2 separate regions of the Homo sapiens genome follow, and region 1 is linked to region 2. Evidence: chromatin contacts called from ENCODE Hi-C or POLR2A ChIA-PET data. All regions are on one chromosome and are shown on one strand. Each heading gives the region's core, a stretch centred on a gene start or an enhancer-like site at or near the end of the contact. The rest is flanking DNA. Distances are from core to core; before and after follow the strand shown.

Region 1 (7,439 bases), core at 1,389-3,888, 1.0 Mb before region 2:
CGGCAAGGACCGAGGCCTCTGCCAAGGACCCACAGGAGGATGAGGCTGACCCTGTCCTGGCACATCCCGCCCTGCCCTGGGATCCAAGGCTGGCTCATCTCAGCCAGGAGAGGTCTTGGGCTGGGAGCCCTGCCCACCCACCCCCAGCCTCACCCCAGTCTGGCTCCCACACCTTCCTGGGGTCCACCCAGCAATCCTGGGAACCTGGAAGCACAGACCCCCTATCCCCACCCGTGCCTGGCATTGACCCCAACCCCACCCGTGCCCAACACTGACCTTCCCACCCCAAGCAGGGCTCCAGTGTCCTGGTTCCTGCTCCTTCCACACCCACAGAGGCCAGAGGAATGTTCTCAGGCTCCCATACCCATATCCTGCCCCCGGCCTTCACTCTTGTTGGAAAAGTCCTTCTACTTTTATTTCCTCTCAAAGGTCACTGTCTCAGAAACTGCCTGGAATGTCTTCAGCAAGAAACCAGGATCATGCATTCACCCATTCAACAAGCAGCAGAGACCATCCACTCATCCACAGCAGACACAATCATTCAGCCATTTAACAAACAGTCCAGGTATGGGCCATCCCCAGGGAATTTGCTCCTCTGCCCATAAGAACTTTCCAAAGTCCCCTGGGGGAAGCCACTGGGACCAGCTAAGGCCTCTGCTACTGGTGGCTTCCAGCCTCCTCTGCCAGAGCCCCCAGGCTCCCTTTAGAGATGCCACATGCTTTTCAGAAATATCTCCTGGGTGCTGAGTGCTGGTTGATGATAATAGCAGCATTAAAAGGCGCATTTTCGAGGTCATTAAAGCTGACTGTAATCAGCTTCTTTGTTACAAACACCTCATTTCACACCCAAGTGCTCAGCTGGAAGGCAGGAGCGAGGTGCACATTCCGGGCCCCACTGGAGTCTGATAGGAAGGCAAGGGTGTGCGTGAGGACCCCGGGAAGGCTCGCTCTGCAGGAGCTCAGGGAGCAGAAGCTGGCAAATGTGGCCTCCCTGAGGCTGGTGGGTGTGGCTTACCTCCTTGCAGTTCTCCGAGTTTGAGAAGTGGATGAGGTCGTCGTTGTACATCTCCTGGGTGTTGATGATGTCGCTGTATTCCTTCTGGCTCAAGTCTTCGGGGTTGATGCCATTGGCTCGCAGGAACTCCTGGTAGGCCACGCTGAAGGCCTGGCCGATAGACTGGGCGATGAGCTGGGCCTGTGCAGAGGGCAGGCCAGCTGGAGACAGGCACGTGGCACAGGCTCCCCGCAGCCTCCTCAGCAGGGGGCTGCGGCAGGGCTGGGTGCAGGATGCACCCATAAGCCTTCAAGGGAGCCCTTGCTCGGGCTTAGAAGAACAAGAAAGAAACTGGGGGCCCTCCCTCATCTGATGAAGGCTGTCTCCCACCAGCACTCCACCGTGAGCGAACCCCAGTGTTGCCCTGAACCCCAAAGGGTCTACTCCTGACTGTCCCTGCCTAAGCTGTGGCACGGCCCAGATGCTCCAGGTCAAAGCTGTTTCAAAGAAAGTCTGGGACAACAATGAATTATTTACTACATGTCATATTTTTGTTGCTTTTTTTTTCTTTCGAGATGAGGTCTGGCTCTGTTGCCCAGACTGGAGTGGGAATGTAGGTGAGCACAACCACATCCAGCTAATTAAAAAAAGTTTTCTTGTAGAGATAGGGGTCTTGCCATATTGCCCAGGCTGGTCTCAAACTCCTGGACATAAGTGATCCTCCTGCCTTGGCCTCCCAAACTGTTGGCATTGCAGGTGTGAGCCACTGCACCTGACCCCATCTGTATTTCCTTTCCACTCATCTGATGCCGAAAATGGACTTTCAGTGTGTTTTCCGGGAGCATCGTGCTGCTAGTTGTCTACCCCGCATGTATTTATCGGTAGCAACAGAACCCAGTGCCCACTGGAGGCAGAGGGTGTGCCTGGCTGCTCTTCTAGGGATGTGTGGCTGTGCCAGGCCAGGCCTGCAAGACATGAGACCTGGGACTCCACACAGGCCCCATGAAGCACGTCACTTCTTTCTACTTCCGCTGAGCTGCTTCAGTGGACATCACCGACTCTGACATGGCAAAGGCCTGGACACTGAAACAGCACTCAGGGCCTGGCCGGCCGCCTGCTGGTGCGCAGACAGGAGACAGTGGGAGGTGAGGGCTGTACTGAGCTCCCGGAGCTCGCCAAGCAGGCTGGCAGCTGTGCAGCCCTGGGAGCGCGGCGGGGCTCTTGGCGGCCTTGGTGACGCCTCAGCCCACAGCGGGGCCTCCCGCCAGGCTCTGGGCTGTGTGAGCCCTCCTTATGCGCTGTCCTGCTCCTCACGTGCCTCCCCAACTGCCCTCAAGGGGGTCCTGCACGGGCGCCCCCAGCAAACTCCTACTCAACAGGATCCCAAAACAGGTGAAAACAAGGGCTTTGGCCTCAATTCCCTTCCCACTCTCCACGTGGCAGGATGTAAGAGCAGCAGATGAATGTATGCATTGGGAAAGACAAGCTGGGCCGGATTAGAAGCGCGCAGCAGGCGGCCTGCCCTCCAGCAGGCGTGGAACTGCCCTCCCTGACGGGCCCTAAGCCGTTTCCAGGACTTGCCGGTTCCCACGCCCAGCATCTCTGCCGCGCGCACAGACCCAGCTGGAGGCGCGACGCCCGGGGACCGCCAGATGGCGCCGCCGGGCTGGCCTGCGGAGTTGGCGAGCTGATGGGGCTCGGCAGGAGGGCCGGGGGCAGCGCCCGCGCAGGAGAGGGTCGGGCCTTTGGGAAGAGCGGAGGGCGGCCCCCAGGCCTCTGCTTCTGTCTCCGCCTGACGAGGCCACCTGGCTGGGAAGGACGGCCTGAGAGCCCTGGAGCCCCGGAGGCCCGGCTCCACCACCCACGGCCCTCGGACTCCACTTGGGCTCCCTCGGGCCACCGCCATTCTTCCTCCCCTTGGACGACATCCTCCGCCCCCGCGGAAGCTCCAAGCCCGGGGAGCCGGCTCCGCGGGGCTGCGCCTCCTTCCGGTGTCATCTGGGCCGCTGGTGTGCCGCCAGCCGCCGCCTCCCCGTCACTCCACGCCGGGTACCGGCTGCCTCCTGGGAGGTGTGGGGTTCAGGGGGCTCTCTCTGCGGCTGGCGCTTCAGAGAAGGGGTCGCCCTGCCGGCCCCAACTCGCAGCCAAGCCTGTGGGCGTTCACTGCTGTGAGTCCAGGAGCCCAGCCCAGGCCCCACCTCAGGGCTCAAGCGGCCTCCTGCAAGTGGGCTGTGGGCAGAGCCTGCAGGCGCTGGAGAGGTGGGGAAGAGGAGGCTGCTGTTGCTGGCAGGACCACCCTGCGGCCTCATCTACCCAATACGGCATACCCTGGCTTTAACCCTCCGCATCGGCTGCACCTGGGGGCTCTCAGTGCCCCTTGGAAACTCTCACCAGCTGACTGCCACCCTTCGCCACCGGGCCTGCTCCTGGCCTCATTCCGCCAGTACCTGTGGCCCATCCCCAAGCCAGGTCTCTCACACATCCTCGGCCCTCAGTCACACAGAAATACCCATCCAGGTTTCGAAGGGTCTCCGTGTAGCGGTGGAAGGAATGTGTGAGTGCGCTGTTGAAATGCTCTCTCCCTCCTGTAAATCTGCCATTGCGCCGAAGCACTTCAAGTGGACCCAAGTTCTTAGGAAGAAGATGACTGCGCCAGCCAAAGGTTTGAACCCTGTCTTCAGTTTCCATGCTGTATGTCAGGATCATGACAATATGGGGACCCTTCCCTATTGCCCAGGTCCCTGAGACAGCCTCAAGTCCTTATGTGAAAAAGAACGCCCTGGCCAACTGCCCCTGAAGGATAGATTTTTTTTTTTTTTTGAGACGGAGTTTCACTCTTGTCACCCAGGCTGGAGTGCAATGGCACGATCTCAGCTCACTGCAATCTCCGCCTCCCAGGTTCAAGCAATTCTCCTGCCTCAGCCTCCCACGTAGCTGGGATTACAGGCACGCACCACCAAGCTTGGCTAATTTTTTTGTATCTTTAGTAGAGACTAGGGTTTCGCAATGTTGGCCAGGCTGGTTTTGAACTCCTGACCTCAGGTGATCCACGCACCTCAGCCTCCCAAAAGTGTTGGGATTACAGGCATGAACTACCGTGCCCAGCCATAGATCATATTTTAAAATTTCACTCTGGCAACAGCCACAAAACTGGCTCACCAGCAGCGCCCCCTGCTGGTCTGTGAGTAAGATCAGCCTCCAGGAAGGACAGTTCCTCTCTGAGCTCCCCTCTTGGCCCTGCTGCTCCTTCCTCAGCCCCTCTGTCCCCCTCCAGGCTAAAAACAACACTCTTCTCCAGCCAAGGAGGGAGCCAAAGGGCTTGTGATCTTTTCCTGAGTCTTTGGTATCTTATACTTCAGAATCACTTTTTACTTCCTCTGAAGACCACACGCAAAGGCAGAACTAAGCCTCATGTGCAGATGTGCTTTCTTTATACAGCATGCCAGGGCCATGCGAAAATTTGCATTTTAATAACAAAAGTTATGCAAAGATTAACTTCATTTTTAGTAGAGAAAATGTTTTGTAAAGGGATTTCTTCAAATAGCTCCCTCATATATTTAACCACAACTCAATTTATAAACAGCTCCTGAAGAACCTATTTCAAGAAGTAGAATAAAACTGTATTCACTATCTTTGCAAACCCAAAGAGTATGCAAAAGATCACTGATCCACTGGAAACATCAGTAACAGCATGGAGGCTTTCCACCTGAGGGTGGTTTCCACAGCGCCTGGATCCTGGAGCCGCCCTGGGCTGTGAACTTTGGGAGGGGAGTGCCCTGGCAAGGGCTTACTTACATCCTCCGACTCGAACACATGGCAGATCATCTTATACTGCTTCTTGCCTTCCTGGGCCCCGGGCGTGGTCTCGATGCAGTCCTGAGAGGCTGACCGGGGCATGCGGCGTCTGGCCATCAGCACTACAATGTTCCCAATGTCGGCGATGTAGGAGATGGTACGCAAGGCGTGGTCCATCATGGTTTCCTGTCGGGAGGGAGACAGTGCCACGTCAGGGAACACTACTGGGACAATCCATTGAAAAGTACTCCAGGGCTGGGCATGGTGGCTCAAGCCTGTAATCCTAGCACTTTGGGAGGCCGAGGCAGGCAGATCACCTGAGGTCAGGAGTTCAAGACCAGCCTGGCAAACATGGTGAAACCCCATCTCTACTAAAAATATAAAATAAATAGTTGGGCGTGGTGGCAGGTGCCTGTAATCCCAGATACTCAGGAGGCTGAGGCAGGAGAATCGCTTGAACTGTGAAGGCAGAGGTTGCATCGAGCCGAGATTGCGCCACTGCACTCCAGCCTGGGCAACAAGAGCAAAACTCCGTCTCAAAAAAAAAGAAAGGAAAAAAAAAAAAAAGGCACTCCAATTATTCGGGTTTCGCAACCCTGATTCTCCTGACATTTGGGGCCGGATCATTCTTTATTGTGGAGGGCTGTCATGTGCACTGCAAGGTGTTAGGAGCATTCCAAGCCTCTCCCCAGGAGATGCCAGTAGCACCTCCCTCTTCCCAAGTGTGAGAATGAAAATTATTTCCAGCCATTGCTAAATGTCCCCTGAGGGACAAAAATCACACTGGTTGAGAACCACGGCCCTAATTAACAGAGCGTTTTAGGGTAATGATTTACAGTCAAAGTCACTCTGCCCTCATCTCAGTCCCAGCTTCCAAAATGGACTGTGCAGAACCCAGGGAGGCGTGATGTCAGGTGAGCTCTCGGGCTGTCTCTGCTGGAGCAGGGGCTTGCCATATAGTGAAACCCATACATTCCCGGATGAGAGGCCACCAGTGGCTCTGGAGAAGGGTCCCTTCTGAACGAGGTGCTCTCCTATGGGCCCAAGAGTGGCCTGGCCTGGCCTTCCTGCTGTGCAGAAGAGGAAAGCATCAAGGCCAATGTTTGTCATTCAATGAGCTCTTCCCAGGGAGCCCAAACAGCCTGGGCCTGGGTCAAAAGACACCAAGGTAGCCCACCTGACTTCAATTCCCTCGGCCTCTGGCAGGCCCATGACTCTTGATGGTTTTTTGTCCTTGGACAGGAATCTCCAGCCAGCATCTTGCCCACAACCCCTACCTAACAAGACTGCACACAAAGCTCAAAAAAACTAATCAACTGGTCTTTTATGCTTTTGTCCTCTGTTCACAAAAGAAACTCGAGTGTTTCTGCAACCTCTGGACCTCATTTCTTCCTCACAGAATCCACTTTGCAGTGCATGCTGCTTCACCTTTGTCTCAGCTGCTGACTTTTTTTCTGGCCAAAGCCATGAGGCTGTTTCATAACCACAAGAGTCACCTTCCAGGGAGGGACACTGAAAGGAAACAGTTGGAGTGGCTCTTCAGCATCTCCTGATTTCTGTCACTGTCATAAATGCCTGAATCAATCCCCAGGTGTCAGAAACATGTTCCTTCCCCAGCTCCTATCAATGGCAGATCCCTCCTCCTCCTCACAGAGGCTGCCTACCAACATGGCCGCATCTGCTCTCCTGCTCTGAATGGCTACTTTGGCCTTCCCAGTCTCTCACCTGTTCCCTCCTCTCCAGCTCCTCTGCCCCAACAGCTTTAATTTGCATGCCCTGTCCAGAATCCAAAGATCCAGAAGGGAAAGGAAAGGAAGGGAGAAGGGGCCAGTGGAGTGAACCCTGAACTGGGCCAGCCTAGGAGATTTCTCATCTCTCCTTCACAGGATCCAGCGGAAGAGTTACTCTTTCAGCTGGGGCTGTGGGTATTAGGAGGTTCAGAGATGTTCAGGAACTTGTTTAAGGCTATACAGCTCATGAGGATGGGGCTCAGCTTCAATCCCCAAGCCCATCCTCCCACCCCAGGTGTGGCACCCTCCATGTACACTGGCAAGAAGAGGTACTGGGGCAGGCCTAGCAGCTGTACCCAGAAAGGCCCGCCTGCAAGGCTGGCCCTCTCTGGCATCTGGGAACGTGGATCTCAGGAGGGTACCCAGCACCCGAACTGACAACCATGGTTCCTTTTGCCTAAACCGTTTGTGCAAACAACGTGGTCTAGGCTGGACACCTCTTTTGCCTCTGGGAGTCTGGAATTTTGGTAGCTGCCAGGCAGAGGGTGCCTATGACCAACTCCCAGTAAACACCTTGGGCTGAGTGTCTATGAGCTTCCCTGGTAGACACAACTTCTCTGTTGTCACAGCCCCTTGCCAGGGAGTTCAGTGTGTCCTGTGTGACTGCGGGGAGGGCTCTGGAAGCCTGCATCCGCTTTGCTGATTCTGCTCTGGAGCCATCTGCTGAAATAAATCTCAGCTGTGAGCTCACTGAGTCCTGTCAGTCCTCCAAACCACCCAGCCTGTGGTGGTCTTGGGGACACCCAGCACAGGTGGGTGATGAGGCATGGGGCTCGGAGGGTTGGTGGGGGGATCTAGTCCAGATGGTTTGCCCACAAAAGATCAGAAAATGAAGTCAAAGTCTGTGAAGCGTCGCAAGC
Region 2 (6,739 bases), core at 135-2,634:
GGGCAACCCCTGGCCCACCCTGTGGCTGTGCAATGTGCTCTGTTATAAGGCATGAGATCTCTTTCAGCTCTGCTGTTACACTGTGGATGGAGCCTCTTACTTCCTGCCAATTCCTGTGCAGGGCCTGGCCACTGCAGCTGTGTGTGTGTCTGTAGCTGTGTTGTCTCCATGTGTTTGTGCGTGTATCTGTGTGTGTGTCTGTATCTGTGTGTGTATCTGTGTGTGTCTGTGCGTATATCTGTGTTTGTATATCTGTATATGTGTATCTGCGTGTGTGTCTGTGCATGTATCTGTGTGTGTGTCTGTATGTGTCTATGTATCTGTGTATCTCTGTGTCTGCGTATCTGTGTGTCTGTGTATCTCTGTGTGTAGATCTCTGTATCTGTGTGTATCTGTGCATGTGTGTATCTGTGTGTCTGTATCTGTGTGCCTGTGTATATCTGTGTCTGTGTATCTCTGTGTGTGTCCGTGTGTGTATCTGTGTGTGTCTCTGTATCTCTGTATCTGTATGTATCTCTGTATCTGTATCTGTGTGTCTGTACCTGTGTCTGTGTATCTGTGTCTGAGTATCTGTATATATTTGTGTGTGTCTGTGTATCTGTGTCTGTGTGTATATCTGTGTATCTGTGTGTATCTCTGTGCCTGTGTGTGTGTCTCTGTGTATCTGTGCATGTGTCTGTGTGTATCTGTGTATGTGTGTCTGTGTATCTGCATGTGTCCTTGTGTGTCATCTGTGTATCTGTGTCCTGTATCTGTGTGTCTGTGTATTGCTGTGTCTCTGTGTGTGTCTCTGTGTATGTGTATCTGTGTATCTGTGTCTGTGTATATCGTGTCTATCTCTGTATCTGTGTGTGTGTCTGTGTGTATCTGTGTGTGTCTGTGTATCTGTGTGTGTCTGTGTATCTCGTGTGTGTGTCTGTGCTGCAGGAGGGGCTGTCGGCAAGTGTAACCTTGGCGTCCTAGCTGGAGGGCCTCTCAGTGCCCGCTGGGAGAGCTCTGAAGGGAACAGAATGTTCACTGAGCATTTCCCCGTTCTTGTTCATAGGGAAAAGCCTGTCCGCAGTCCTGGGCCGCCTCTTTAGAGGTAAAGCTGGAAACTATCCCCGCGGAGAGCGCTGTCGGGGACGCCGGGGCGGCGTGGCCTTAGACGGAGCTGCTCTCAGCCCGCGCCGCCGGGGGCTGGGGAGCTGAGGGGCCGGGGGTGCGGAGCGGGCGAGCTGTGGGCGGGGCCATGTGGGCAGCTTTGTGGGCGTGGCCGGGAGGGGCGTGCTACGGGCGTGGCCGCACTGTGGGCGGGGCCGAGTGGGGAGTGCTGTGGGCGGGGCCGGGCCGGGGGCGTGCCTGGGTGGGGGACCCGCTGCGGGAGCGCCGAGCTCCCTCTGAGTTCTTACTTCGAAGGCTGTGCTCCGCTCACCATCCAGAGCGGAGGTGCGGACCTTAAACTCACTCCTGGAGAAAGATCTGCAAGTGCGCAGGTAAAGTGCACGTGCTCCGCGGTCGGGAGGAAGGAGGCGAGGAGCCAGACTAGCCTGGGAACAGGCAGGGAGGGTTTACACAGCCCCGGCTGAGTCGCGGCTTAGGAAGCAAGGCAAGTTCCCCTAAAGGTTAGTGTGCACAGACGGGTGCGACGGAGCCGACCTAGCGCGGCTGAGTCCGCCTGGGCCTGCAGCAGCTGCCCCCTGAGCACCCCCTCCGGCTCTCTGCCAGGCGACCCAGGAAAAAGTCGCCCCCTGGTGGGCCATGAGGTCATGGGTGGGGGGAGTTTGGAAAGGTTCAGACAGCAAATGTTCCACTTGAACTCCAGGGCAGCATCTGGCACTGCGGGGCCTCCTAGCCATGAGCCGTGGTCAGGCGTTTCCTTAGAATGGAATGCACTGGAGTGAAAACACTAAATCCCTCAAAGCTGCTTCTCTTTACTGTGGTCACACACAGTGAAATCAATGGGCATTAGTGCAGCTAGCTCTTTTCAAGGACACAATGTTAAGCACAGGAAGCCTGGTATGTGGACGCTCTGGGTTTGCAGAACCAGGCAGGGGCCAGGGGCTCAGGACAAGTGCCCGGTGCTCCCTTCCCATTGGGCGAATCAGAGCCTGGGGCCCGGCGGTGAAGCTCCCCAGGTGACTCTAATGTGCAGTGCACTTTGAGGAGCACTACTTAGACCAATGTGACAGTCTACAATGTGTAGATTTAGGGTGAGTGATTCTGAGGAAAAGAAACCCGAGGCTGTTAGCAGTTGTGGGCAGCTGCTGTCTACCTAAACCAGCTGCGGTTTGCTTGCTTGGTGAGCCTGAGCTTCGCGGGGCGGGCATGGCATCTGCCATCCAGGACCCTGGGACGGGGCCTGCCAGGGCAAGGAGCTGAGCATTGAACGCATCTGGGGATAACTATCTCTCATAGAAGAACTAATGAGGATTGAACCTGAACACAGAGATGAAAGAGCTGAGTAGACTGCAAAGAATTGCACAAAAACTGCTTGTTCTGCAAATTTAGTTTACAACAATTTGAGTGCAGTTCACATTGGTGTAATGTGATTTAGGATCATAAGTCCCTAAAGTTTCATTACACTGATGAAAAGCAAATGCCTATACTGTTCTTGTTTTATGAGAAGAACGCAACCTCCAGCCCCTGGAGCAGCTGAGATCTGAGGATATCAGGAATACCAGGAATGGGGAGGTCCTGGCTGTCCCTGGAAACCCAGCGGCATGACACCTGTGTCACCTGGGTCCCCGTTTCTATGCTGGAGTGGCAGGCAGCAAGGAAATATTTTGAGTTTGAGGCCATATGCATTTTGGAAAGATCACTGTGGCTGGGGGGTTGGGAGCAGCTGGGGAGTTGAAGAAAGCCACTGCCAAGGCCTTCCCACTGAGTGTGGTTGCCAGGCCGGGGCAGGGAAGCACTGGTGAGCTGCAGGGGGGATTCCCAGTTGGTGATGGGTGATGGATGGTGGGATCAGTGGGCCCCTGGGAAAGGCCAGGTGTGGCTTCAGCACTCTGGGAGTTTTGGGTACCTTTATGTCTAGGGACACAAAGAGGTAGATGGACACAGTGGTTTGAGCTGCAGAAGAGAGTTGGGCGGCCACCTGTCCACAGGTGAGGATGAGGTTTCTTGGGAGAGTAGAGAGAAAGGGGAGGCTTTTAACTGTTAGTAGTGGAAAGATGGCTTGCAATGGAGATAAAGGCTACCACAGAGGGGAGGAAAGCCCAGAGCCTGGAGGCCAGGGGGCAGGATCTGGGGCAGGGGCTGACCCAGTGTGGCATTCTCCATATGCTGGAAATGTGAGAAGAGACTCCACAAGCCGGAGCTCCCTCAGCTCCTTGGGGCCGCTGGCTCTACCAGCTCACTCGCTGGTTGTTGGGTTTCCGCAGTTTCCATTTGGGGTTCTGTCACTGACCTGCAGGCAGCCGGCTTGTCGCGGGCTGTGGCTCTTGCGCCGGCCACCCGCGGGACCCGCGCAGTTTCGGCGGAGCGCGGCGGGGTCCGTGTGGGTCCGACCCGTGGGGAGGTGTGGCTGGCGCGCCTGTGCTCTCGGCCCGGCCACCCACTGAGGCGCCAGGAGGCGCATTCCGCAGGGCGGCGGGGAGCAGGTCCGGTGTTTCGAGGAGCATGGGACACAGTTTCCAAGCTGGCCTGCAGGATGGGCGAAGGGACACCGAACTACAGCGGCACAGCGCCGGGCCAAACTGCCCGCAGCTGGGGTAGCAGAGGAGGCTTGCGGCAGCGGCGCCGCGGGGAGGGGTCCTGGCCCCGGGCTGGGAGCGGGGCTGGGCGGCCGCGTGCCCGGCTGCGCGTTTGCTGGCGCTGCTCGTTTCTCCCCGAGAGGTGCGCCTGGCCTGCCGCGGGGCCGCCAGTCCCGGGGGGCCCTGCGAACGCGGCCCTCGGCAGAGCCCACCCGCGGCCTCCCGAGGCCCTCTCCCGGGCCCCGCCCCTCCTCCCAGGCTGGAAGGAGGCGTACTCTTTCAAACAAGAACAGAAAACGGATGGAAAGCCACGATGTTTGGCTTAACGTTCTAGAAGCTTTTAACCAAGTTCACATGTTGAAAAATCCACCTGAAGGGATATACGGTCACACTCGCGGTCTCGGTCCAGGCCCGAAGTGGGGTGGGGGCACCGCACCCTACACTGCCCTCAGCGGGACACCCCTGTCTCAGCCCAGGACCGGCTGAGGAGGAGGCTGACCCCTGGACGGGCTTCTTCAGGCCTTCTTGGCCGCAGGGCTTCTCCTGCCCCCTCCCTGGGATCCGGGAACTAGAAGGAATGCTTCAAATGCAACGGTCACAGCATCGCTCCTGCGGACACCGCCAGGCTCCCGAGACACGGCTACGCCTCCGGCTCACAGTCACGCCCGACACAGACAGACCACCTCCAACGAAAAGCCACGCCCCCGGAGACACGACCACACCTCGGAGACAGGCCATGCCCCCGGAGACACTACCAAGCCCCAGAGACACGACCACGCCCCAGGAGACACAACCACGCCCCGGAGACAAGCCATGCCCCCAGAGACACGGCCACGCCTTGGAGACAAGCCACGCCCCCGAGACCAGCCACCTCCCGGAGACACGACCACGCCCCGGAGACAAGCTACGCCCCCGGAGACACATTGACGCCTTTGCAGACGCAGCCAGGCCCCCGGAGAGAAGGGCCGTGCTCCGAGAGACACAGCCATGCCCTGTGGACCCAGCCAGGCCCCTGCAAGCATAGCCAGGGGCGGTTTCTCGCTCAGAGGGACGCCTTGGGGCTGAGCAGCGCATTAGGGACGATTTGGGGCCAAGCAGCGCTTTGTGGGGAGGGGAGCGTTCAGTGACGGGTGTTTTCTCTGGATGTTAGACACTGTCCACCAGAGGGGAGTTGGCTGCAGAGGGACTGCCTTTCAACAGCCAAATTTTCACCTCAGCGCCTAAACCTGGTGCTTCTCGTTCCTTGCCGGTATTATGTCAGATATTTAAAGAACTCGAAGAACAATGTTCTTTTTTTTTTTTTTTTGAGACAGTTTCGTTCTTGTTGTCCAGGCTGGAGTGCAATGGCGCCATCTCGGCTCACCGTCACCTCCACCTCCCTGGTTCAAGCGGTTCTCCTGCCTCAGCCTCCCGAGTAGCTGGGATTACAGGCACGCGCCACCACGCCCGGCTAATTTTTGTATTTTTAGTAGAGACGGGGTTTCTCCATGTTGGTCAGCCTGGTCACGAACTCCTGACCTCAAGTGATCCGTCCGCCTTGGTCTTTCAAATTGCTGGGATTACAGGTGTGAGCCACCGCGCCCGGCCACAATGTTCTTAAGATTTACGAAGAAGCTGTTTTCCACACGCTGTTGATCGCCGCCACTGTGAAGTCGGCGTGCGGCGCCTGCTGCCGGCTGTCGTTTCACAGGGGCGGGGTGGGAGGGCCGCGGTCCCCCGGGCGCACCCGGGCGGGGAGTGCGCAGGGCGGCCTGGCTGGGCCACTCCTGCCCTCCCGCCGGGCGCCAACCGGGGATCCGCCAGCTCGAGCTCTGCTCCGAGTCCCGCAGACCCACCATGCCCGGAGCACTCAGCCGTGCGGCCACGGGCGTGCCAGTACCAGCGGGAAAGGCCGGGGCTGCCTGGACCTGGGCAGGAGGCGGTGACCCGGCCTAGCTTGAGCGCCGGCAGCACCGCTCTCTTGGCTGCTGCTCATTCACACCCGCAGGCCTGGAGCCTTTTCTTGGGCCGAGCAGGTGACCCAGGCTCCTGTACGCAGTGGAGAAGGGCCCAGGCGTGGAACGCCGTCCCCTTCCCGGCAGGGCAGGTGTCAGGACCACGCCCGGCGCCGCGCCCTGGCCTCTGTCGGTCCTGGCACCGGTGCCGTCGCCCCACTCCGCCCTGGGCACGGCTGCGGGAGGCGGGGCTCGGGCAGGCTTGGTGAGCGTCTGGCGCGCTCTGAAGGCCACGGCACGGCGGGGCGTTGAGGGCCTCGGAGAGAACGGTGCTGGCAGCAGGGGCGGCAGGAGGGGCCCGGGCCCACCCCCACCTCGCAGGGCCCGAGTTCGGGGGCACGGTTGCAGGCAGAAAGAGCGCAGAGCCGGAGAGAGGGCCGGCAGTAGCCCACACGAACGATTTGGGGTTGAGTGTGAGGACTGGAAGGTTCCACCGACTCTGAACCATCTATTTTTTTTTTCTAAAAATAAGCCACAACTATCTATTTTTTCTTTCTAAAATTTGGTGACTTCGGTGTGAGTCTTGCTTGGAAGGAGGGTCCTGGGCGCCATCGCGGGGAGGACCTGGAGGGGTGGGTTGGGGCTGTGGCATACTCCGCCCTGTGCCGCCGGCTTACAGCTCCCCTACCCCTCTCCCGCCAGCTGCAGGTGTCCCTACGGGCGGGAGCTCTGCCCAGGGTGGCCCTGCCCTAGGCAAGTCAAGCGCATGGGGCCCAATAAAGCAAAGCCAGGCTGAAGCTGTGGTTCCCGTGAGAGTGCAGCCACGGGCTGGGGTGAAGGGAGGGTCACCCCAGAGGACGGGCTGTGTGCTAGTGTGTTGGGGTCCCCCAGAGGTAGGCTGTGTGCTAGGGTGTTGGGGTCCCCTAGGAGACAGGCTGTGTGCTAGGGTGTTGGGGTCCCCTAAGGGACAGGCTGTGGGATTGGAGTGCTCCATCATCTGCATGAGAGGCGATGACCAGGTGGGACTAGGAGGAGTTAGGATGTGTTTGGAAGAACTGGATGAGGAATGTGTGAGAAAGAGGGAGAGTTCTGGGTGAGCAGAGGCCTCTGTCTCCCAGGGAAGAGGCA

The links. Hi-C counts contacts between places; a loop is a spot of excess contacts on that map. ChIA-PET counts read pairs that join two places held with the same protein, here RNA polymerase II (POLR2A). Pooled maps may share reads with other maps.
Region 1: a pooled map shows a loop between it and region 2 (2.2-fold over the local background). The contact joins the enhancer-like site here to the promoter of OCA2 in region 2. A Hi-C loop is called at or near these places in 1 of 168 maps with a recorded cell type or tissue (CD4-positive, alpha-beta T cell) and 1 of 50 pooled maps. POLR2A ChIA-PET finds 5 or more read pairs at or near these places in 1 of 52 experiments (WTC11).

The regions. Positions count from the first base shown.
Region 1 is chr15:29,099,135-29,106,573 of GRCh38, reverse strand. APBA2 (amyloid beta precursor protein binding family A member 2) reads right to left here. Exons shown (of 15, transcript NM_001353788.2): 10 at 4,790-4,975; 11 at 1,016-1,195. Among named protein-coding and RNA genes, the nearest start is that of NSMCE3, 170 kb to the left of the region's middle. Within about 2 kb of position 2,638, at least 4 of the 41 ENCODE cell types and tissues checked have a DNase peak (open chromatin) inside an H3K27ac peak, as active enhancers do.
Region 2 is chr15:28,093,960-28,100,698 of GRCh38, reverse strand. It overlaps OCA2 (OCA2 melanosomal transmembrane protein), which reads left to right and starts at 1,384. Exons shown (of 24, transcript NM_000275.3): 1 at 1,384-1,475. RefSeq lists an enhancer at 1,437-2,089.